Linked DNA regions of Homo sapiens: regions 1, 2, 4 and 5 are each linked to region 3. Evidence: chromatin loops called from intact Hi-C (ENCODE). Cell type or tissue: dorsolateral prefrontal cortex. All regions are shown on one strand.

Region 1 (5,000 bases), 70 kb before region 3:
AAGGAAGGGATTAAAGAGGGTGGGAAATCTATGGTTTTTATTTTAAAAAAGAAAAAGGAAAAAAAAAAAGTCAATAACAAAAAACCCAGCTCAAGAACCCATTCTACGCCAAACTGGAAAGGAGAAGAGAGCAACAGGAAGATTCCAGAAACGGGGGGCCCCAGTTTTTGAAGAACTTTATGAACTTTTCAAAGATTATTTTCATATGGCAGCAAGTGATACGGAAGACTGCTGTCAGGGACACCTGATATGGAAATCAAATAGATTTTTAATTAATTGAACATAAGATTTAGGGATTTTTCCAGAACTCGAAAGGGTCAACAGCCCTCCAGAATGTCGGGCTGCAGCCTGAGGAGGCTGATGTTTGGAGCTGGTGTGGGATTGGCGAAGCCCAGTCCGGGCTCCCTAGTCAGGAAAGACGGGGGACGGCCAGGCTGCTGGAAGGCCCCCGGGGGCGCGGGGCGAGTTTTCTTTTTCTGAGCACTCTGGATAAATCCCTAAGCAACGTTGTTTCTCAAATGTCATTAATAATGTGTGTTGCAAACTTTAGGTTTTTTTCTTTTCTGAAAATGTATTTTCTCTTTGAATCCACCCCTAGTCGCGTAGCGTAGGGCTAGCGGTCGTCACAGACACCCTAGTAGAATGTAGCACTCAGCACCCTTGTCTCCTACCTTGTGTTCAACTCCAATGATACCAATAGAATATTCCTCAATGTAATTGCACAAAAAAAAGCGATATAACATAGGCATGTAACCAATGTGGCGGTGCAGGTGTGCGGGTGAGCGAGCACGTGTGGGTGTGCACGCGCCGCCCTCCCCGCGTGGCCCTCGGCGCCGCCACCCTAGCTGGCGCAGTCTTGACACTGCATCCTTCCCTCCTAGTGCCTTACCGAGCGACAGACGCGGCGTGAGGGTTTACTTCCACTGGTACTCCAAGAAACTGAGGCTAGTCAGACACAATCTCAGCTCTTCTGTTGTGCTGTTGTAACAGTTTACGCTGGCCTTTTTTTTTTCTTTTTCTTTTTCTTTTTAAAATGTTAATGCCCGTTGTCTTTCCTGGGCTGTTTGCTAGCGGAAGGATGCCAGGGAAGCCAGCAGGAGCTAGGAGAGAGTCCGTGGATCTCGAAAGAAATATGGGAGACAGATGCCCGGCGGGTGCGTCTGGAGATGGGGACGGCGGGAGTTGAGTTGTGGCAGTAGTTGAGTTGTAATTTGTGGGCGGAGGCCCAGAGAGACTCCCCACCCTTCACCCCTGCCCCACTCTGTCCCCAGTTCCGCCATTTGTGAGGCCAGAGGTTTCCGGACTGTTGGCCTCGCCAGGCAGCCGTCTCCCGCCCCAGGCGGCATCCCCCAGTCCCTCCCGCCTCCACGAGAGCCTGGAGCTCTCAGCCTCGCCCGGGGCTCCACTCTCTCCTCCGGCTCCCTGGGCTGTTTTGCTCTAACGATCTTGCCAGATCCCTCCCTCTGTAGACAACCACCAACCTCTGTTTGCTGTTGAATTCTCTCCTCACATTACCCAGGTCTGCTCAAGACATGATTTTGGTTTTGGTTTCTGAGGGTTCTAGTGGGCAGAAGGTTGGAGGGACACTTATGAGGGTGGCCGGGGGTCTGACGCTGCACTTTGGAAAAACTCACACAGTTGAATTTCCAAAGAAATCTGCCCTTTGCCCTCTTTGCACCTTTGATACATTCTGGAAGTTTTCTCAGGCTTTGGACACTTCTGGGGATGGAGGTGTGGAGAAGTGGGGAGTTCCCTCTCTTCATAGTAAATAACTCTGAAATATGTGAATGTGAATGGCAGGAGAATCTGGCCAAGGATGGGGCCGAAAAGGGTGGTTCTAATTGTTTGCTTCTGATGTTGAGTCTTTAGCTGACCCCACAGGCAGGTTTCCAAGGTGCAAAGAGATCTTTCCCGAGTCAGCGGCCCCATCCTCATCCTCCCTCCCTTTACTTCCTCACTGTGCAGTCTCCCTCAAGGATCTACTGTGAAAGGTGTGTTTGTAGTGATATCCAACCTAACTCAGTAACGAAGTCGTTACTTAGCTCTTAGCTGTGAAATAACTCTGGAAACTTCCCCACCCCAACCATAAATTCTTACTTATAAAGAAACAGGTCCCCAAACTGGAAACAGCTTAGTCCAGGCCTCAGCGAGAAGGAAGGACACCATGACTGCTCCATGCTGGGCACAGCCGGGCAGTCTTGCCAAGTGCCTGCTGGAGGCTGTGCCGGCAAGAGGCCTGCAGCAAGGAGATTCCCTTCCCTCGGGCCATTATCAATACTGTCTTTATCTGGAGGTGGGGAAGCGCAGCCCTCTGAGACAGCAGGACAATGGTCAGTTCAGAGAGGGTGAGGGCAGCAAACGCTTCAGAGGACACAGAAGCCAGAGGACCCCCCCCCGCCCCACAGCTGGGTCAGCCTGGAAAATCCATCTATTAGGGACTTTTTGGCAGCCAGATGGCAGCAATAGCCCATTAGGTCTCATCCCGAGTTCCAAGTCTTGGCTGCAAATGAGCCTCAGTTCGCCTTACTGGAGAGCACCCCCAGATTCCTGGGCACAGTTCATTTCCAGCCCTTTCTAGATCTGATCTTTTAGGGGGAAAGACAGCTTAAAATGTTCTTTTCATTTTAAAGAAAATTATTCTGTCTGCTTAAGTTGGAGGCTACTTACTCTTTCACCTGACATTTTCTTTCCTTTTATTCTTCCAGATCAGGAATGAAATTTCCATGCTGCTCATAAAGATAATATTATTGTACTAATTATTTTTATTACCATTGTAATTATGATCATTATGTTGATATTTTAGTCAGGGTTTTAAATGCACATTTATTCCAAGTATCTTTGTGTTTTCTCTTTAATATTTAAACTTATTCTCTCTGTGAGTATATAAGTAGACTGGAGGGACATCCAGATGTCCAGTTTTGTCAGGCAAAAAAAAAAAGGAAAGACTTAGGAAGTAGGAAAATTGTTTCTGTCATCTCTATCCCAACAAGAGACGTCAAGAAAGATCCACCACAGAACAAAAGTTTAAAGAAGAATCAAAGCCTTGATTGGGCTTCTGACAACATGGTCACCATCAAGGTTGTCATTTTCTAGATCCCAGAGGCCTGGGATGCGACGTCAGGTGGCATCTCATGGGCTCGGGGAATGTCGAGTCACTGACTGTCCAGCCCTTAGCCAGCTTCTCTCCCACATCCTCAGAGCTCTCCTGTGCTTCTGAAATCTGTTAACTAAATCTTTGGCTTGCCTCTGGTATTTAAGCAAGAAAATTCCCTCCCAGAGGTGACCCCATCCGCTTCCCCACAATCCATCCTTTTGCCATCGGCGCACCTGGGGCGTGGCTTAGGTTCTTCAATGCAGGGACATTTGCCCCCTCCCAGAAGCTGCTGGGCACAGTGAGGTGGCGTAAGAGTGACTGGCAGGTGGTACCTTCCCCAGGAAATTTCACCACACCACCCAGTTCCTCAGCCTGCCCCCTCCCCCTGTGATGCATGCCCCCAGCACCCAATTCTAGCCAGCTGGAAGTGGGTGGAGGGACAGCAGGAGGCCAGAGAAACCCTGAACAAAGCTGGGCGGCTGCTCAGGCATCACAGGCTGCACCCCCTCTGAAAGCATCCCCACTGGGCTCCGGCCACATCTTCAGTGCACTGTGCTGTGTGCGCTGGGTGCTCACACGCTGTCCCCAGACCCACAAAGTGCTAGGCCCCAGTTGAAGAAAGGGGTGAAATAGCCAGCTTCACCGAAGGGAAGGGAAGGGAAGTATTGGGCGATGCCAGCCCCACAGACGCTCAGCAAACATTAGTGCACATTCTCCTAGTCCTCACCCAATGGCCTCCTCTACCCCCATGCATGGAGCTGCCACATCAGAAGCCCCAAGAGAAGCTCCCTGCAGGAGAGGCCAGCTCCCTGGATGCCCAATTGCATACCTGGCCGAATCTGCCATTGAGTCACCTTAGCAAATAGGCTGCTGTCACTAGGACCAAGCTCTCAAGCAGAGGGATGCCAACCTAGTCCTTACTTAGCCCACGAATCATCTAGAGCATCCTCTAGTCTTTTGTGGGCTCCCTCCTTCCCATTTGAAGAGACATTGTTCAGAGGAAGAGGGGAAGATTTGAAATGTCAGGTCACGGAGGAGTGTTTAACTGGAGCCTGGTGAACCGCAGGGCAATTTGCTTCTGCTCACTGGGTTCTGACTGGCCCGTCTGGACGTGGGCCCCCATGTCTCTGTGCTTAGGGCCTCTTCATGATGTTTTGGATGTTTCCAAGGGAAGTGGGTGAGCAGATCAAGGGGTGGGAGAGTCGAGGCTTGATGCCAGTTAATACTGTGAAGTGGAGCGTGCGGTCAGTGGAATTCAGAGGAAAAAGAAGGGTTGGAGCAAAGCGGCATTCATCTCCTGGACTGTTAGCCTTTCTAGTCTTCCTGGTGGCTGAGGTGTTCACGGGCTGGGGGAGCCAGCTGACCTTTGTCCTCTTCAACCTAGAAGACTCAGCCCGCCCAGACACCAACGTGTGAGACGGATGGACATCAGGAAGGGAAGGGGAGATTAGCCCAACTGCTGACAGAACGATTTCCCTTGGTTGGACCTTGGGAATGGCAAACACTCATATTGGAACAAGCTTGGGGTGGAAGATTTAGGCCGTGTGAGCATGTGTGAGTGAGTGGAACAAACTTTCTTGGAAACTGGAGGGAGGAGATGAGGAGGCTTCGGGAAGTATTACTGATGGCTCATGGTTGAGAGAGCGACGTGGGGACCCAGCTCGCCCCAGCTTTTGTCCCAGGTTCTCTTTGTCTGATGCTGAGGGCAGGGTGGGGTGTGGGACCACCACTCTTGTTGGCCTGTCAAGTAGACCCTAGGACAGAAAATGGAAAGAAGGAAATGGCTCGGTGCTCTCAACTAGCAGAGAGAATTGAGGAGAGGTAAGGGTTCCTTCTGCAGGCCAGCCTGGGACTCCACAGCGCCAGCAGGAGTGACTTGGCCACAAGACATTCCAGCCCCAGGGAC
Region 2 (5,000 bases), 830 kb before region 3:
TGTGTGCCCCTTTAAAAAAAAAAAAGTCATTTTTCTGTTAATTAAGTTCAAAGCACTTACTTAAGTCACTTCAGCAAAACTGTTGATTGCTTTTAAAGGCTCCTTTGTGAAAAGTAACATTTTATTAGTCTAAAAGACATCTTCTTCTTCTTCTTCTTCTTTTTTTTTTTTTTTTTTTTTGAGGCAGAGTCTCGCTCTGTTGCCCAGGCTGAAGTGTGGTGGCGTGATCTTGGCTCACTGCAGCCTCTGCCTCCCGGGTTCAAGCGATTCTCCCACCTCAGCCTCCCGAGTAGCTGGGATTACAGGCGCCTGCCACCACACCCGGCTAATTTTTGTATTTTTAGTAGAGATGGGGTTTCACCATATTGGCCAGGCTGGTCTTGAACTTCTGACCTCAGGTGATCCACCCGACTCGGCCTCCCAAAGTGCTGGGATTACAGGCAGGAGCCACTGCGCCTGACTTCACATTCTTCTTTGTGAGGAAGAAAAAGGCTCTCAGTTTGCTCTTGACCTGAGTCTAATGAATATTGCCATTTATGATTTCAGAAAAACAAGAAGAGACTTATTTAAAGTATCACCAGCCCCTAATCAGTATACTCTTCTAGGCTACCCTCTATCTGCTGAATATAATATAGGAATTCTGAAGTAAATTACAATGTATACCAAGCAACACTTGAGTTAAAAGAGAAGCATTGCTGTAATCAACACTGTCATGTTTCCCGGTTCTAAAATGTTGATAGTTTCTTGAGGAAATATTTATGATGCCCTAGACATTCTTGGCTGGGATTCTCTACTTTCTTGGAAATAGCCAATACAGAGTAAGGCCTTGTTTATTTTTATTTATTTATTTTTTTGAGACAGGTCTCATTCTGTCACCCAGGCTGGAGTGCAGTGGCACGATCACAGCTCACTACAGCCTTGACCTCCTGGGCTCAGGTGATCTTGGGCTCAGGGGGTCCTCCCACCTCAGCCTCCTGATTACCTGGGACTATAGGTGTGTGCCACCATGCCTGGTAACTTTTTGAATTTTTCCTAGAGGTGGTTTCACCATGTTGCCCAGGCTGGTCTCAAACTCCTGAGGCTTTGTGCTTTTAAAATATTGCTCTCTGTTATGAGCTGTGACATACTCAGGCACGTTATTGTGGGACAGTGCTCAAGACAGGTCTACCTGAGAGAGTCTGGAAGGCACCAGGGACGCATTCAGTATCCTGTCCCCAAATCCAGGGCACTGTAATTGAAGGCAGCTTCCACCACCCGTACTCCAGGCAGCTGTCCTCTTGCTGTGGTCAAGGAGCCCCAGGATAGTCCAGCTCCAGGAATACCTTGGAGCTTTCATCTAATTCCCATCTAGCTTCTAAAGACTGGGCCCATGTAACTTGTGTTCCATTTCTGACATCCATGCTAAGTAGAGGGAAGTATCTTGTGATGAACTTTCTGATGTGATCATACTAGGAACTGTAGTAGAAAGAAAACTTTTATCTATTATAAGGATCACTGTTGTTCATCTGAGCCTCTGGTCTCAGTTCTCTGCTCCGCCTATGGCAAATTATTTGTATGTATTGTTCTTTTTTTGGGAACTGAAATGTGATGTTGAGTGTTTTGTAATATTAGCCATAATTTTCAAAATCATTTTCTAATTCATTGAAGATTAAACATTATCTTTGTATGAAGTCAAAATGAATGTAATTGTCCAAATCCATTATTATGTTCAAAACATGACACTCTAACAGAAGTAAACTGTTGCTGCATATTTAATACTATTTTCTCTTTACAGACAAGTTGTACAATTGTGTTTATCTCGCCATTAATAGTGAGGGAAATATTCTCTCTCGTGCTAAGGAGACAGGCTCACATATTGAGGGAGTGACCGGTGCCCGCGAGACAGAAAGAACAATGTCAGCCACATCAGGACCGCTGGGGCTTCGAGTCTGCCCTAATTTGGGTTTGTCTAGGAGCTCCAGCCTGATCTTGGATTGTCAGGCGTCTCTCAACACTGCCAGCCACCTGAGATGCTGACCAGCAGTGAAGGCTGCACTAGTTTTCTACACTACAGGAATTACTGTTGATGATTTTTGCTGTTGTTTCATGAATGTGCCGAGTGACTTCTGACTCTGCCAGCATCTTTGACCTCTGACTCTGCCCGCGTCTTTGTTTGGCCTATTGAGGTTTAGCGTTTTAACCTTAACTGTTGTTTTGGACTTGAACTTTCTCTAGCCTTGAAAATGGAGTGAACAGGAGGCAAAGCCACGCGTGGTTTGTGTTGGTGGTATGTTCCACAAATGGAAGAGATCATTGCATTTTGCTTTGGTAATGAGTTTACAGAGAGTGGGTCATCTTTGAAGCATCAAATCCTGATCAAATGCTCAAGCTGGACCGAGCTGCAAGCCTGCCTTGGACAAAGAATCCCTCTGTTCACTGTGGTGGGAAAGATCACACTACATGCCTGTTGATTGGCTCAGTCACTCTGTGTCTGATCTAAACGTCATTCAGCCCTAGAAGCATGAATTGCTTCAAATTATTGTCAACTTGTTCTCTTCCATTTTCATTCAAATTAACTTTGACTCCTGGAAGTATTGAGTCTTCCTTTCAAGGACCATAAGGTACATCAGTTATCTTGAACATTCTGACGTGTAAAGGACCATAAGGTACATCATTTATCTTGAACATTCCGACGTGTAACTCACAGCCGAAGCACTCCATCCCAGATTTGTTGTCTGGGAACTTAGGATCCTCTAGGAAGCTAATCTGCTTAGTCTATTTTTAGAGGATTGATCTCTGGCACAAGCAGCTTCCTGGAGTTACCTCAGCAGAAGACTAGAATTAGAGAAAAGGGAAAGACCTTTTCTTCTAGTAAGTGTCAAGTACAGATGCTCTTTGACTTATGATGGGGTTATGTCCCAGTAAACCCATTGGAAGTCAAATGCATTTAATACCCCTGACTGGACACCACAGCTTAGCCTCGTCCACCCTAAATGTACTCAGAACACTTAGAATTGCCCACAGTTGGGCAGAATCATCTAACACAAACTCTATTTTATAATCGAGTGTTGAATATATCATGTAATTTATTGAATATTGTACATTATGTTGAAATTGCAACCATTTCACACCATTGTAAAGTCCAAAAATCAGAAGCTGAGGACTGTCTGTACATGACATTGAATCACATGAATGGATTACTAGGGCCTGAGGGGTGTCCGTTCTTTAGAAAAATGTAGAGTATATATATCTTCAGGGCTGTGAATTCCATACTAGTTATCAATATTTTAAGATCATTCTGTATATACATATTTTAAATTATGCAAGCAAACTAGGAGGAGAATGTGCAATTTTGAGGGATACCTAATTTGCATTCGGTTAGGGGATATTTTTCAACCTCTTGCTTTATACTCTGATATGGGGTGTGTTTATGAACTTGTTAATGTTATTTAATCATGCAGATTTCCAATCAGTGTATTGCTCATTTACTGACAAAAAGGGAAAATACGAAACACAGAAAGGGAAAATAAACTGACTTTTATAATGAATCTCCATTTCGTTACTTAAATCTATATACCATGAGCACTGAGATTTAGAATGTGATCGGTGCCCTCATGTTTCCTGATACTGAGCGCTCCCGGGTGAGCCCACGCTGACCCACAGCATTGCTGGGTCACGTGCTCCCTCACCTGAGGTGCTGGGGTGGCTTCATTTCCATCTGTTCTGTGAAAACTTGCCCTTTCCCACTGTGGAAGACTGTGCTCGGTTTGGATGAATTGCCCGGTTGTAAGTTAAGGGCCGTCTGTTTTCTCATTGAACCTCTTGGCTGGCGTTTGGCTCAGAGTTTCCTTTCCGGCTGCACTGTGGGTGTGGTCTCATCTTTGTGTCCCCACGCCAGCCAATGTTTTCTTACCCAGTTGAACCTTAGATCGGTGACTGTTCCCCTGACCTTTCTATGGCCCCCGAGCTGTACTGAAATGAAACCATTTAAAAAAATTTTTTTGAGACAAAAGTCTCGCTCTGTCACCCACACTGGAGTACAGTGGCACGATCATGGCTCACTGCACCCTTGACCTCCTGAAGTCAAAAGCGATCCTCCCGCCTCAGCTCCCAAGGAGCTGGGACTAGCCTCCCAAGTAGATGGACCGTGCGCCACCATGCCTGGCTAATTATTTTTAGTCTTTTTATTTTCTGTAGAGACGAAGTCTCACTGTTACCCAGGCTGGTCTCAAACTCCTGGGCTGAAGCGATCCTCCCACCTTGGCCTCCCCAAGTACTGGGATAACAGGCATGAGCCACTGGGCCTGCGTAAAATGAAATTACAAATCAATGCTCAGCACTGGACAACATGAAATAAGGATATATTCCCTTATTCTAGTTCTGCCAGTCTGCACAGGATTTAACTTTTTTTTTTTTTTTTTTTTTGAGATGGAGTCTCACTCTTGCCCAGGCTGGAGTGCACTGGTGCAATCTTGGCTCACTGCAACCTCCACCTCCCGGGTTCAAGCGATTCTCCTGCCTCAGCCTCCCAAGTAGCTGGGACTACTACGGGCACACGCCACCACGCCCAGCTAATTTTTGTATTTTTAGTAGAGATGGGGCTTCGCCATGTTGACCAGTCTGGTCTGTAACTCCTCAAGTGATCCACCTGCCTTGGTCTCCCAAATTGCTGGGATTACAGATGTGAGCCACCGTGCCCAGCCAGGATTTAACTTTGATGAACATCTAAGAGTTCACTTTATTTTCTTCTTAATATCTTCTCCCTTGAGAAGGGAAGAGAAAACCATAGTGAAAGCTAATTTGAAAATGCATCCTTTCCTCACAGCCAGATCGTCGATGCTCGCTAGGTTGAAATAAAATGCTGCGGTCTGCCTTTTCTTTTCAGAAGGTGGTTTTTTTTTTTCTTACAGTTTCAAAGGAGGAAATGTCTCTCCCTACTCCTGCTTATTCTGTCCTTTCCTGGTTCCCGAGGAACCAGAGTGCCACAGTCAGCATTCCTGCAGCAGTATTGGAGGAGCTGC
Region 3 (5,000 bases):
CATCTGGGAACAAGTCAATGGCTGTCTGCAGTTCACCATCATTTAGGGCTTCAATAGCAGCCACTTTCTCATTTGCCTGATCCATCATCTCCTCTGTTATCTCTGCATTCTCATCTCCCATTTCTTGAGGGGCATCAGTGCCTGGTTCAACCACACCTTCATTATCAATTTCTAGATCACTTTCCTCGCTTGATGGTTAGTCTGCCTTTAAGTCTTCCTTCACCTTCTTACTATCAGGTTTTTCTTCCTTGGTATTTTCTTCTGATTTAGCTTTCTGAGTAGCAGGTGGTACTTTACCCGCCATGCTCTCCACCCTCTCCCTTAGGAAATGCATTTTCTCGGCGTGCGGAACGCTCGGATCCTGCTTACACGTTTTCACAAAGGCCCGAAGCTCGTTCACTTTGCGGGGGTCCATGGTCGGGAGGCGGTGGGCAAGGCTGAGGGGCTGCGGCCCGGTTCCAGGCCCAGGCGCTGGCTCGGTGTGACCGTGCAGAAGGCGACTTTTGGTAATTATTATTAGGCGTTTTCCCTCGTCCAGACCTGAGACCTGAATTCAGCCCCCATGGGACAGAGTGAGGCACCATCGACCTCATGGAGATATTTCAGGGCTGACATTATATGATGCACATGAACATGGATTGCGAATGAAGGTAAGGTAAAGACTAGAGAAAGCTATCTCCAGATTGCTTTTCAAATATGCCCAGACCTTGATTCACATTTTAGGGGATAAAAGCAGGGTTCTTTTTTTCTTTTCCTCACATTCTATGATCCAATTAAATAGGTATCCAAAGTTGTATGAATAATCATTGTTTCCTGTAGTTTTAAAACTGTATTTTCATTTTGGTTCTTTTATTTATTTATTTATTTATTTTTTGGAGACAAGGTCTCACTCTGTCGCCCAGGCTGGAGTGCAGCGGTATGATCTCAGCTCACTGCAACCTCTGCCTCCTGGGTTCAAGTGATTCTCCTGCCTCAGCCTCTTGAGTAGCTGGGATTACAAGCGCGGGCCACTAGGTTCAAATAATTTTTGTATTTTTAGTAGAGATGGGATTTCACCATGTTGACCAGGCTGGTTTCGAACTCCTGGCCTCAAGCGATCCACCTGCCTCGGCCTTCCAAAGGCTGGGATTACAGGCATGAGCCACCGCGCCTGGCCCTGTATTTTCATTTTGATTAGGGCAAAAATGCAACCTTTAAATCTTTTTTCCAACTTTTATTTTAGATTCAAGGGGTACAGGTGCAGGTGTGTAAGCTGGACATATCATGTGATGCCGAGCTTTGGAGTACAAATGGTTCCTTCCCCCAAGTGCTGAGCACAGTACCCTATAGTTTTTCAACCCTTGCCCTTCTCCCTCCCCCATCTAGAAGTCCCCAGTGTCTATTGTTCCCATCTTTATGTCCATAATTACCCAATGTCTAGCTCCCACTTATAAGTGAGAAGATGCAACCGGCCAGGTGCGGTGGCTCACGCCTGTAATCCCAGCACTTTGGGAGGCCGAGGCAGGTGGATCACCTGAGGTCGGGAGTTCGAGACCAGCCTGACCAACATGGAGAAACCCCGTCTCTATTAAAAATACAAAATTAGCCGGGCGTGGTGGTGCGTGCCTGTAATCCCAGCTACTTGGGAGGCTGAGGCAGGAGAATCACTTGAACCTGGGAGGCCGAGGTTGCCGTGACCCAAGATGGCGCCATTGCACTCCAGCCTGGGCAACAAGAGCAAAACTCCATCTCAAAAAAAAGTGAAATAATGCATATTTGGTTTGTTTTCGGTTCCTGTATTAATTCACTTAGGATAATGGCCTCCAGCTGCATCCAGGTTGCTGCAAAGGACACGACACCTTTAAATCTTTATTTTCCCTGGTTTGGCTTTGGAAACAACAGGTTACAGCCTTTCTGAAGCCCCATCCCATTCTTCATTCTTTCCCAGTTTATTAACCCACAGGTGACACCAATGGCCTCTGAGAGCCTCGACCCTTGAACCCTGAGCAGACGCCCAGGAACCTGTGCCCGGCACATTCGCAGGGCAGAGCGAATTCACATCAAGCTCCCAAACATACATTGTTGTTGTTGTTGTTGTTGTGTTATGTAATTTCAGTTATTATTTAATTTACAAGCTGTGAGCACACAGAGCCACTCTGGTTCTGCCCTTGGATCGCCGCTCGCGCGCTGCCGAGGCCCACCTGGGCATCCCAAAGTGCTGGGATTACAGGCGTGAGCCAACGCCCCCCGCCGGAATAGCTTTTTTTTTTGAGACGTAGTCTCGCTTTTTCGCCCAGGCTGGAGTGCAGTGGCACGATCTCGGCTCACTGCAAGCTCCGCCTACCAGGTTCATGCCGTTCTCCTGCCTCAGCCTCCCGAGTAGCTGGGACTACAGGCGCCCGCCACCACGCCCGGCTAATTTTTTGTATTTTTAGTAGAGACGGGGTTTCACTATGTTAGCCAGGATGGTCTCGATCTCCTGACCTTGTGATCCGCCCACCTCGGCCTCCCAAAGTGCTGGGATTACAGGCGTGAGCCACTGCGCCCGGCCCGGAATTGCTCTTAGGAGTCACACCTCCTGAGTCTCCTGCTCTCTCCAGCCTTGCGTTGCCTTTCTGGCCTCAAGGCCCCCGCCTTGGAAAAAGTCCGCGTCCCCACGCTGCCTCTGCAAGCCTGGGTGCGAGCGAGGTCCCCCTTCGCTTTGCTTTCCTGTTACGCGCGGTCGCCCTCTAGTGACAACAAGGAAGCACTGCTACGTTCGGACGCGAAGCCTTCCACCGCTGCGGCTCTGGGCTTTTGGTCTGCGCAGGAGAGCTCCGCGGCCCCACAGTGCACCTCATCCGGGCCCTGGTGGGGAGCATCATTGGGTGCCCTTGGCTCTTCCGCAACACGAGTCCTGGGGCCGACTCCCCAGAGGAAGGCTGGTCTGATGCAAACACTGGATCATGTTGACTGAGCCCCCAGCGGCTCCAGAGCAGAAGACTTGTCTGGAAGTCCTGCGGGCTTAGGAAACCCCATCTTTTGTTGGCAGGTGGGAAAAGTGTTCAGAGATGGGGCCGGGTGCGGTGGCTCACGCCTGTAATCCCAGCACTTTGGGAAGCCGAGGCGGGCAGATCACTTAAGGCCAGGAGTTCGAGACCAGCCTGACAAACATGGCAAATCTTCGTCTCTATTAAAAATACAAAAATTAGCCCGGTTTAATGGTGCACGCCTGTAATACCAACTACTTGGGAGGCTGAAGCAGGAGAATCGTTTGAACCCAGAAGGTGGAGGTTGCCGTGAACCGAGATCGCGCCACTGCACTCCAGCCTGGGCAACAGAGCCAGATTCCGTCTCAAAAACAAAAACAAAAGAAAACTGTTCAGGGAGACAAGGATATCAGAGGGGGCTCCACCAGTGACTACGAGGCCTGCCCCCTGCCCTCCCTGAGGGCACCTCCATTATAGACCCTGAAGACAGGGAGAGCAGAACTCCTAGGTCCCAGAACAGTCTCCTCCGAGCTAGTCAGAACTACCTTGCCCCCCACCACCCTTCCCACAGGCACAGCCACAAGAAGCAAGCACCTTCTGCACCCAGCAAACCCGCAAGCATCCAGGCAGGGGAGAGACTTCCAAGGGGAAGGAGGTTTTGGTGGCCAAAACAGACCCTGAGTTAGCTTAGTGGCCAGAGAAACTGAGGGTCTGCAGAAGGCCAGGTGGGCCTGGTCAGCGCACCTGAGTCGTCACAGTCTTTGCCGAGGTCACCCCTTCAACTTTTGAAATACATTTTCTCCATCATCATTGTGAAGATCTCTCAAAACTGACAATAGCTTCAATGCCTGTTTTAGTTGATGTGTTTTGCCTGCAGACATGTGAAAGTTTTCTGCCTGAATATCACAGTGTGCCATTCTCAAGTGCAATGATCAGACTAGCTGTCATGCTGGCTGAGTCAGGGTATTTAACTCTGGTATTAAATCTGGATAAAAGTCACCCATCATCTCAGTTTGGGGCTCTGAAGAATCAGGTGGAAAACAGCCCTCCCATGGCCTGTGAAAGCGTCCTGGGCAAAAATGCAGTGGAATCAATAAGCCAGCTGGTGGAGCTCCCGCCTGGAACCAGGGCTCCTTATGTTGTTGTTCATGAGTGGGCTTCAGGTTGTGACCCCCTGAAACTGAAATGTATAGGTATTTACTAGGGAGAGGGTTCCCAACTTTTACTGGAGTTTCCAAGGAATCTATATACAAACCAATTTGGAACTACTTCCCTAGAAACTCCCATTACCCACAAGTGAAATAATAAACCGATTTTTCCTGAAGTGTAAAAGGTTCATCACGAAACTAGAATTGTTAGCAATGAAAGCAAAGCTTTAAACTTGACAATGGTCGATCTCCCAAGCTGGGCCTTGAAATTCCCATCAGAGTTATATATGTGGATTTATAAAGTGCAGTCTGAGCCCCCGTGATCACAAAATGGCAAATGATTTTGTCCTCGGGGGCCTGGTGTCTCTGATGGGTACTCAGTAGTAGGAGTGTCTATTCCCTTAGGGAGGAGGGTGGACCTCAGTGGATCCATGGACTTGGTCCCAAGATCGTTAGAGATGTTAGATTTGTCCCTTAGAAGATCACTTCTATATATCGGAGGCAGTGACTCATGCCTGTAATCCCAGTACTTTGGGAGGCTGAGGTGGGCGCATCACTTGAGCTCAGGAGCTCGCGACTAGCCTGGGCAACTTCGCAAAACCCGTCTCTAAAAAAAAAAAAAAAAAAAAAAAATTAGCCTGGTGTAGTAGCACACACCTGTAATCGCAGCTGCTCAGGAGGCTGAGGCATGAGAACCATTTGAACCTGGGAGGCGGGGATTGTAGTTAGCAGAGATCGAGCCACTGCACTCCAGCCTGGGCAACAGAGTGAGACTCTGTCTCAAAAAAAAAAAAAAAAAGACGGTCACATCTACGGAAGGGTTTTGTTCACTTCAGCCAGAGCTAAGTGATGGCTGACAATTTCCACTTGTCTGACGCCCTCATGATGTTTTTTTGTTTGTTTG
Region 4 (5,000 bases), 130 kb before region 3:
CTGAGGCAGAAGGATTGTTTGAGTTCAGAAGTTCAAGACTATAGCGAGCTATGATCATGCCTGTGAATAGCCACTGCACTCCAGCCTAGGCAACATAGTGAGTTCCCATCTCTAGATAGACAGAAGAAAATAGAAGACCTGCGTTTCAGAACTCCTTTGTAAAAACCAGGCATTCTCTGAAGATTAGTTTCCCAGACTTTCAGCTACAAAAGATAACTTCAGAATATCTCTAAAATGGTTGTTAGCTCATCTGATTGGCGTGTGAAGGTAATGAAGTCAGTAGACGTGGTTCTCTGTAGGTGTGTTCTAAACACACAGACTTATCCTTCATCTCAGCCAACCTTCCAAGTGGGCCCTCCACTAATGGAGGGGACCAAGCCAAAGAATGGAAGGATTGTTGTAGCACAGCGCCTCTCCTGAGAGCCACAGGCCCTTCAGAGGAGGAGTCAGTAATGGCACCCCAGGTTTGAAAGATAGTATTCATATAGAAACAGCTTCCTGCATTTCCAACTTGCTAATGGTTTCTTCCATTCTTCCTTTTCAGGGCCCCTGAGATCATCCTTGGTTTACCATTTTGTGAGGCAATTGACATGTGGTCCCTGGGCTGTGTTATTGCAGAATTGTTCCTGGGTTGGCCGTTATATCCAGGAGCTTCGGAGTATGATCAGGTGGGTCCAGATGACACAGATATTCACAAGACCTCATTCTTCATCTGGAAAATAGCCTGGATTAGCATTTCATTGATTACATGACAAATGGGCGGGACTGTGGAATGTCACGTTGTCTCCCAAACCTTGCTTCCCTTAACCTTGCTATTTTTTCTTTATTCCTTTCTCTTTTCCCTTTTTCTTTTTTCTCTTTTTTGTTAACTTCTTTCCCTACAAAAATTGTCATTTTCATTTTTCTCAAAGCCAGCAGAGCCATTAGTATACCATATGTATAGTGACAGGAAAAGCCCTGACCTCATTCTTATCTTTTCTTGCAGATTCGGTATATTTCACAAACACAGGGTTTGCCTGCTGAATATTTATTAAGCGCCGGGACAAAGACAACTAGGTTTTTCAACCGTGACACGGACTCACCATATCCTTTGTGGAGACTGAAGGTAGGAAGAGCGTCTCCTCCACTCCTCACAGTGGCCCAGCGCTTAGGGAAGAGGGCCGTAGACCCATTAGTGGGGAGCTTTTGATTCAGTCAGCAAAATGAGGGCACTGGGGGTGCTGTTGTTAATACATGGTATGGCTGAATCTGAATGCTCAGAAGCCCCTCTTTCCCTTGGCCTATCGCCGCCTGTGAGAGTCCAACCTTATGATTGCTGAACTCCCAGGATTTAATCCGATAAGCCTTGATGACTGTCTGATTTGTGCTAGGGAGAGAAACGAACCCCACTCTGCCCTTGAGAGCTGGCAGTCCAGAGGGAGACAGGACCATGTGCCACAAGCTCCCGCCCACTGTAGTAAGGGCCCTGTTCCTGGTCAAGAATGGGTGTGGGTGCCAAGAGGAAGGAGCATTTAATTCTGCCTGCAGCAGAGGGGCAAGGAGGAGCATTTGAACTGGGCCCTAAAGAATGAAGAGGGAGCGTGGTGGCTCACGCCTGTAATCCCAGCACTTCGGGAGGCTGAGGCGGGTGGATCACTTGAGGTCATGAATTCGAGACCAGCCTGGCCAACATGGTGAAACCCCGTCTCTACTAAAAGTATAAAAATTAGCTGGGCGTGGTGGCATGCTCCTGTAATCCCACCTACTCAGGAAGCTGAGGCACGTGAATCACTTGCACCTGGGAGGCGGAGGTTGCAGTGAGCTGAGATTGTGCCACTGCACTCCAGCCTGGGCGACAGAGTGAGACTGTGTCTCAAAAAAAGAAAAGGAAGAATGAAGCGGGTTTGCCCAGTATAGAAGTGTGGGGTGGCGGCTGGGGTGATGGGGGTTAGGGAGAGGGGTTCCAGGCAAAGGAGGCTGCCTGGTGAGCCCATGGGAATATCCTAAGGCCCAGGGAGGTGTCTGGTTCACACAAGTAACCATAAACCTGAAACTCCGGGGGCAGGGGCTTCACTTTAACAGAAACATAGTTTGCTTTCACTTTGATCTGTGCCTAGCAATTAAAATCAAAGTATTTTCCTGGTAAAAAGAAAATAATAAAGTCTTAAATATGTTTCATTTTAGGTATTTCTTTTTTTGCAGCAGGGTGGGTGGGTGTTTGTTTTGTTGTTGTTTTGGATTTGTTTTTTTAATGGAATCTGCAGCCAAATCCTAATATGGTTTAAAGATAATATATATCCAGTAGTCACAAAAGACTGAGAAAAGAGATTTGGGAACTGAGCAAGCACTCAGGCTATTGATGGGAGGCCTGGCATTTGGCAACTGTGAGGGTGAGTGTCAAGGTCAGGTCCAGTAAAAAGAGTCCTCCGGTGGAGGAGGGTGAGGCTGGAGTTTGCTGTTGTGTTTTATTGAAGAGCCTCAGTCCCACATGTCCAGCTGTTCCCAGGACTTAAGCCGCTCCAGGTGTGCTGTCCTTGAGTGAGATTTTGAAGACGAATTACCTCTGGATTACCTCATGGATGAGTACAGAAATCCATAGTAATTGGAAACAGCAGTATCTCCAGCCATTTGGGGAATGTAGGTCTGTGTCTCAGCCACCAATAGAGGGGCAGCCCAGCCACAAACTCTGGGGCCAGCTGCCACCTATTGGCCATGTGACCATGGCAAGTGCCTGGAGCTTTCTCTTCCTGTTTCCCCATCTGGAAAATGGGGATAGTAACTGTGCTACCTAATGTGGTTGTCAAAACTATTAAATGAATAAATGTGCTTTAGAACAATGTCTGGCACGTAGCAAGAGCTATGTGCATAAGGGTTTATTAAATAAAATTGGAAAATGCATGGGAAAGCCCTTTGCTTTTCCACAATGGAATCTTGCCTTATTCCTTAGACTCAGAGAAGGCTGTAAGCTGATCGAGGATGTGGCATACCTTGATCAGCCTGTGGTATGGAGCAAGACTGCTCCATACCTGACCCGGAGCCAGCCCCTGACACGTGTGCATAGGAAGGAGGAGGGATGGGTTGGTGTGGATGAAGAGAGAAGGGAATTGCAGGTGTGCAGGTCATTGAAGAATCAAAATCTCTTCCGAAATGTGGGAAAGAGACCCTCTGTGAGACACAGGAGTTCCAAGGCTTGAGTCCCAGTGATGAGGAGCTAAGTCACGCTACCAATTGGCTTTTGCCTCTCTTGACAGACACCAGATGACCATGAAGCAGAGACAGGGATTAAGTCAAAAGAAGCAAGAAAGTACATTTTCAACTGTTTAGATGATATGGCCCAGGTAAGCTTCATGGGTGAGTATGCAACGTAAGCCCTTTAAAACCAAGGGCAGCAAGACTTCTGCAATAGTAATAGAAGATAATGGGTTGAAATCCACATTATTCAACTGCAGTGGTTGACCTTGACCTTAAATAGTTACAGCCAGTCTTAGTAAGAATACCATTTGGTGTGTGAAACATTTTTAAAACTTCATACCAGCTCCTTTAAAATCGTTCCAGTTGGCCAGGCATGGTGGCTCATGCCTGTAATCCTAGCACTTTGGGAGGCCAAGGCGAGTGGATGACCTTAGGTCAGGAGTTCAAGACCAGCCTGGCCAACATGGCGAAACCCCGTCTCTACTAAAAATACAAAAATTAGCTGGGCATGATGGTGAGCACCTGTAATCTCAGCTACTCGGGAGGCTGAGGCAGGAGAATCACTTGAACCCAGGAGGCAGTGAGCCGAGATCACACCACTGCACTCCAGCCTGGACAACAAGATCAAAACTCCATCTCAAAAAAAACAAAAAAACAATCATTCCAGTGTATTGGTTCCCAGTTGTAATATAGTACTGGCCTATCTGCCTGATGTTATCATGAGAAGAATTCCAGCCCATTAGTACCCATGGGTTTAATGCCCATAATTTAGTGTGTATGTTTCCTGGGGCAGCCGTTAGAAGGTGCCATGAACTGGATGGCTTAGGACAACAGACTTTCATTCCCCCACAGTTCTGGAGGCCAGAAATTGGAAGTTGGGCTTCAGCAGGCCCATGTTCACTGTAAAGGCCATAGGGGAAGAGCATCCGTGTCTGTCTCCCAGCTTCTGGCAGCTCTGGCAATCCTCAGCGTTCTTTGACTTGTAGCTGCATCCCTCTAATCTCTGCTTCCTTCTTCACATGGCTTTTGTCCTGTGTCTCCTCTGTGCCTCTGTGTCCACATCTCCCTTGCCTTGTCACTGGGCCCACCCTAATCGAGTATGACCTCATCTTAACTCAATTTGATTACATCTGCAAAGACCCTATTTCCAAATAAGGTCACATTCACACCAACTGGGGACTGGGACTTTAATATATCTTTTAGAGGGATACAATTCAATCTGCTACACAGTCTCAGCTCACTGGCAGGGACCGCAGGCTCTCACCTTTGTGCCCCAGAGAAAATTCTAGAACTTCAGCTATTTTTAGTGTGAAAATTAGTCTGAAACCAGGGCAACCCAAAGTGAGTTTTCTCTTTAAAGCAATGAGAAACAAAGCTATACACCAGTAAACACTTAGCACCCCTCTTACTGTAGATGACTATAACCAAAAATCATGATTCTGAGTAAAGTGTGCTTGTCAGTTGATTAGCAGCTTAGATTGTCTGAGAAAACTGAAATTGGTTTCCAGACCATGTCCTGGAAAATACAGAAATCACCACAAAACAAGCCTTTTAAAGTCGATCCTAGTATAGACTCACCCTTGGAAGAAAAATCCTGTGTTCAGATATCCTGCCTGTCTTGGCCAGAGGTGACTCCATTGAACACAGGGACTAAAATAATTCTGGCCCTAACTGGGGAACCCATGAGAAGGATGATATGCTGTAGGTGGAGGACGGGCACACTCAGGCCCTTCCACTTCCCTCTAAAGGTTAAATACATGCATACATACATACATACATACATACATACATACATACATAGACTTTTTTGTATCTTATTTGTACTGCTT
Region 5 (5,000 bases), 500 kb before region 3:
TACAGGCGTGAGCCACTGCACCCGGACGTAACTTTATCTTTGAATCTGTGCTTTGGAAGCCTGGCTTATGCATGGCTCCACCTGTGGCTGCCTCCCACGACCAGCTCTCAGCTGCCTGTGCTCTCCACCTGGCTTCCCCCTTTCTGCCCTGACCTATGGCCACTGTTGCTGTCCACACTTCACAGGGTCCTGGGTACAGGCACAGAGAGGGCCAGGATAGGGTGCATGCACCCTGCAGCATCTCGGGTTGGCATGGTGGTGGCCGTCCCTGCCCTAGGCTGGCAGCACACAGTGTATGTGGCGGGGCCGGCCGGAGGCTGTTTCTCGATGGGGGCAAACCTCTGCCCACCCCTAGCCCAGGTACTGAGGGTGTCATAGCACAGAGGTTTAGAGATCCTTGGAGGTTAGTCTGCTGTGGCTGGCTGGGGAAGGCTGTGGAAAGGGGAGACAGCTGGACCAATTTCCCTAGATCCTGCCTCCCTGGCTGGGTCTCAGTGCATGTGTCTGGTGGCTGACAGGGCCCTTGGATGCCTGGAAGGGTCTGGACTCCCCCCGCTCATCCAGTATGTCCAGGCCTGAAAGAACATCCCCGTTGGGCAAACCTGGAGGCAACTTGTCTTCCTGCTTCCAATCTTTATGAGTTTGGTTTGTGTTTGTCTCTTCTGGCCAACAAGTCACAAACACCAATTGTGTAATTTCAGTGGTTCTGCATATAAGTTAAACGCTCTGAAATTTACATTTAAAACTGGCATTGTTTGATATAAAGATGAATGGTAAAATGCTTGCTAATAATTTAACATTGAGTTTTCTTTACTTAGAACAACAGTAAATGGAAAATAAAAAGCACCATGACAAGTCGAAAAAGAGACTGCAGAAGAAACAAAGAAGCTCGCTGAGTACCACGATGGACACGTCCCCCTGCTTTGGGAATAAAGGCTACCACGCTTTTATTTCTCACTGGGCCTCACAGATCCTGTAGCCAGCCCTGCAGGCCAAGATTGACTGGCCCAAAGGGGCCAGTCTGGAAATTTCGATCTGGGACAAAGAAAAAAGTTTTTCTCCAGCAGGTGGCGATTGAACACAGGGAAGTGGAGACCCATTGTTGGCCACATTCGGCCTTGTGGATTAATGAGCAGAAAACAGCAGTTGGCCTCAAGAAAGAAGAAATGAATCAGATGTATACAACAAAGCAGAAGCAAAGGACAGAGAGACCATTTCTCGGTGCCCCATGGAGTTCCAGTTCCTGTTGCCATCTGCTCCTGGCAGGTAACCCTGTGGGTGGCATCTTGGTCCCTTCCAACAAGTTCTCACTTGCAGCTGAAGTTAGCAACATTCTGAATTCCATTGTCTGCAACCAAACGAATCTTAACAAATGCAGGAATATGCATGTATCAAACAAGAAACAGAGGTGCGGTACACAAAAATAGGGAACTATATCTCAAAAAGAAAAACTGGATCTGGAAGCAGCATCCCTAATGGGTAAATGGTGTTGGTTCCCCGAAGAAAACTGTATGGCTTGTAAGTTGTCACGGTTTGTCAAAGAAAGAAAATTTTTAAAGATAGGCTAAGCGAATTTTGTATTAGAAAATCAAAGTCTTTACTCTTTCCCTAGATAGGCTTTTCTCTTTTTAACTGTGCTTCTAGGCTTTTAGATCAAGATGCACATGTAGGCCAGGTGCGGTGGCTCACGCCTGTAATCCCAGCACTTTGGGAGGCCGAGGTGGGTGGATCACCTGAGGTGAGGAGTTCAAGACCAGCCTGGCCAACATGATGAAACCCTGTCTCTACTAAAAGTACAAAAAATTAGCTGGGCATGGTGGTGGGTGCCTGTAACCCCAGCCACCCTGGAGGCTGAGGCAGGAGAATCGCTTGAACCGGGAGGTGGAGGTTGCAGTGAGCTGAGATCACAGCCTAGGCATCAAGAGCAAAACTCCATCTCAAACAAACAGACAAACAAACAAAAAGATACGTATGTAAAGACCATCTTGGTTCAGCAGTTCTCCATGTGGCTGCATGTTAGAAACAGCCAGCTTTTTTTTTTTTTTTTTTGAGACGGAGTTTCGCTCTTGTTGCCCAGGCTGGAGTACAATGGCCCGGTCTCGGCTCACTGCAACCTCTGCCTCCTGGGTTCAAGCAATTCTTCTGCCTCAGCCTCCCGAGTAGCTGGGATTACAGGCACCCACCACCACGCCCGGCTAATTTTTGTATTTTCAGTAGAGATGAGGTTTCACCGTGTTGGTCAGGCTGGTCTCGAACTCCTGACCTCAGGCAATCCGCCTGCCTCGGCCTCCCAAAGTGCTGGGATTACAGGTGTGAGCCACCGCGCCCAGCCAGAAACAGCCAGATTTTTATATGTTTTAGTATAGATGGATGCTTGGGCCCTACTCCCCAGTGTTGGTCTGAGGTGGGGCCTGGGCACCAGCTCTCCCTTTTTAGCCCCCTGGCTGTCCTAATGTGCACTCAGGGGCATAGGTCTTTCCGACTGTCTGTCTGAGACCTACCCTAGCGCTTCTCCACACCTGAGGAATGAACGGATGAGGCAGAAGGACGCACACACCTCCATGTCTTAGTCGAACCAGCGAGACAACAAAACTCAAGTCCCTATCCCACTCACTGGCTGGTCCACCCAGCAGTTGCTGGCTTTGTCTGCAGCTTTCAGGAATAGCAGGGACAGAACGGTCCTGAGCAAATTCTGCCAGCAGAGGGCAACAAGCGCATGCTAAATGAGGACTCCCCGTCCCGGGAAAGGACCTTGGAAATCCTCCCAGCCATCCTTCCTTGACAGAGAGGAGAAAAATGAGGCCCAGAGAGGAAGGCCTGTGAACCCAAAGTCTCAACATAGAATTTATTATAAGTCCTCTTTCATTCAGCAGTTCCTCAGCGGGCACCTTGGATGGGTCAGGTGCGGGACCAGGTGCTGGGGGTCCAAGGAGGCTCTGTCCATTGAGGAAACCGATTCCTAAACAAATCATGACATGGATGTGTAAAGTGTTATCGAATGTGCTTACGAGGAATGCAAAACCAGTTCTGTTTAGGAGATCCTTCATTTACATATTCAAGGAATACATATGGAATTGGCGAGCATGATTCACCAGGCACTGTGCTAGGCCCGGGAGACGTAACTTTAAAATGCACGGACATGTCCTAGCCTCTCGGAGCTTCCAGTCTATCAGGATGCAAACAAGTGGATAAGGGTGAGATGGGAGAACAGATGAGAGACACACATCTCCCACATTTGGGATCAGGGACTCTGTGAGGAGGAAGCGACAATGTCCAGGCTGAGATTTTTAGGATGAGTGAGAATAAGCCAGTGAAAAGTGGATGGCCTTGTTCAGAGGCTGCTGCAACCAACCTAAAACAAATATGAATCAATCAGGGAACTGTGAATCCAACAGGATATTTGATGCTCTCAAGGAATGAACATTCATTTTGGTTTTAGTTGATAATGGTATTGTGGTCATGTTTAGAAAAGAATTCTTATCGGCCAGTCACGGTGGCTCACGCCCATAATCTCAGCACTTTGGGAGGCCAAGGCAGGGGGTGTCACTTGAGGCCAGGAGTTCGAGACCAACCTGGGCAACATGGTGAAATCCCATCTCTACTCAAAATAGAAAAATAGCCAGGTATGGTGGTGGGCGCCTGTAATCCCAGCTACTTGGGAGGCTGAGGCAGGAAAATTGCTCGAGCCTGGGAGGTAGAGGTTGCGGTGAGCCGAGATAGTGCCACTGCACTACAGCCTGGGTGACAGGCCCTTGGCACACCTGGTCCTCTGTCAGTACATCCAGGCACCAACGTTACCAACAGCTAGTGAGGGTGCTGTGGGTCTGCTGGGCCTGGAGTGTCTCAAAAATGTGGGGGACTGAGCAGAATATTCTCTTATTTCAAGCCAGGAAGCACCTGAAGCTTCTATGTTTCCAAAAGATAACATGAAAAGCCATCCCCCAGGGTTCTCTCTGCCTCCTGTTTCAAAGGCCAAATTACTGAGAATTAGAGCTGGGGGGAAATCTCAAAATCAACCTTTGCTGTCCACACCCAATGAGGAAGCCCCCCCTGCAGCGCCTCCCCTTGACCTTGGCCTGGCTTTGGGTCCCACAAGGGAGGCAAAGGGCAGGGTTCTGTTCCGGGTCTGTAACCCTTAGCCATGGCCTTGGGCCAGTCGTCAGGACAGTATCTACAGGACCCCTCGTCTGTAATGCTGTCCCACCCATCTTGCAGAGTAGAGTGAACAAGAAGATGAAGGTGGAAGTCTTTGGCAACTGGAAAGTACCTCCTAAGCAGGTGATATTTCTGTTTGAACACATTCAGTGGCGGGAAAGCTTATTTCAACATGAGGCGCTCTGCTCTCTCTATTGAACTAGGCTAATAGGATGTGTTAAGGGAGAAAGAAATTCTAAAATCCTATCAAATTCATTTCAGCTGGGACTTATTTTATAAAATAACTGCTCTTAGAGGGTTGAAAATTAAATATTGGGAAACATGGAAATAAAATAAACAGAATCTTTACCTAGTGATTTACATTCTCAAACCAGAGTTTCTTCATTTTGGGGGAGACTTTTTCATATGTAGTTGATTTTCAATGGGCAGTAACTTCTAATTTTATTCCTAAGATTCTTGGTCTCTTAGTCTTTCCATCATATAGTTTAGGATCTAGAAACCAATATGTGTTTGTTTATTTTCTTGCTCTGTGGCCCAGGCTACAGTGCAGTGGTGCTGTCATAGCTCACTGCAGCCTTGAACTCCTGGGCTCAAGCGATCCTCCTGCCTCAGCCGCCAGAGTAACTGGGACTACAGGTGCAAGCCACCATGCCTGTCTAATTGTTTTTTGTTTGTTTGTAGAGATGCGGGGACATCTCACTATGTTGCCCAGGCTTGTGTTGAACTCCTGGACTCCAGTGATCCTCCAGTCTCAGCCTCCTAAAGTACTGGGATCACAGGCATGAGCCACTCTGCCTGGCCCAATATTTAAATACATTTAAATACAATAGATTAACCTGATGGTT

What was found. Hi-C counts contacts between places; a loop is a spot of excess contacts. Peaks named below come from ENCODE experiments on the same cell type or tissue, not always from the same donor. Only the 100,000 strongest peaks of a DNase experiment are listed, where the experiment ranks them.
Region 1: it touches region 3 in a loop (6-fold over the local background); 17 of 110 quality-filtered maps call a loop at or near these places.
Region 2: a loop joins it to region 3, with 2.6 times the contacts of the local background. A loop is called at or near these places in 2 of 110 quality-filtered maps.
Region 4: a loop joins it to region 3, with 2.8 times the contacts of the local background. A loop is called at or near these places in 25 of 110 quality-filtered maps.
Region 5: a loop joins it to region 3, with 4 times the contacts of the local background. A loop is called at or near these places in 89 of 110 quality-filtered maps.

What each region holds. Positions count from the first base shown.
Region 1 is chr7:139,567,679-139,572,678 of GRCh38, reverse strand. It overlaps HIPK2 (homeodomain interacting protein kinase 2), which reads left to right. Exons shown (of 15, transcript NM_022740.5): 15 at 1-5,000. Among named protein-coding and RNA genes, the nearest start is that of CLEC2L, 46 kb to the right of the region's middle. RefSeq lists enhancers at 3,088-3,588, 3,589-4,089. In dorsolateral prefrontal cortex, CTCF peaks have their summits at 2,245 and 2,444; a DNase peak (open chromatin) is centred at 2,398; H3K27ac peaks cover 1,597 bases.
Region 2 is chr7:140,332,279-140,337,278 of GRCh38, reverse strand. It overlaps SLC37A3 (solute carrier family 37 member 3), which reads left to right. Exons shown (of 15, transcript NM_207113.3): 15 at 1,775-3,527. The coding sequence ends at 1,867. Among named protein-coding and RNA genes, the nearest start is that of SLC37A3, 64 kb to the left of the region's middle. In dorsolateral prefrontal cortex, CTCF peaks have their summits at 2,177 and 2,376; a DNase peak (open chromatin) is centred at 2,388; H3K4me3 peaks cover 577 bases; H3K27ac peaks cover 2,157 bases.
Region 3 is chr7:139,497,869-139,502,868 of GRCh38, reverse strand. It overlaps the pseudogene ST13P17. Among named protein-coding and RNA genes, the nearest start is that of KLRG2, 17 kb to the right of the region's middle. In dorsolateral prefrontal cortex, a CTCF peak has its summit at 2,701 (motif pointing left); a DNase peak (open chromatin) is centred at 2,708; H3K4me3 peaks cover 939 bases.
Region 4 is chr7:139,627,270-139,632,269 of GRCh38, reverse strand. HIPK2 (homeodomain interacting protein kinase 2) reads left to right here. Exons shown (of 15, transcript NM_022740.5): 3 at 545-668; 4 at 986-1,105; 5 at 3,231-3,317. Among named protein-coding and RNA genes, the nearest start is that of CLEC2L, 110 kb to the right of the region's middle. In dorsolateral prefrontal cortex, a CTCF peak has its summit at 2,697 (motif pointing left); no DNase peak of the experiment used is centred here; H3K27ac peaks cover 1,783 bases.
Region 5 is chr7:140,000,174-140,005,173 of GRCh38, reverse strand. The region is part of intron 9 of TBXAS1 (thromboxane A synthase 1); the gene reads right to left. Among named protein-coding and RNA genes, the nearest start is that of PARP12, 60 kb to the left of the region's middle. RefSeq lists an enhancer at 2,492-2,551. In dorsolateral prefrontal cortex, CTCF peaks have their summits at 1,096 (motif pointing right), 2,504 and 2,704 (motif pointing right); a DNase peak (open chromatin) is centred at 2,703; H3K27ac peaks cover 645 bases.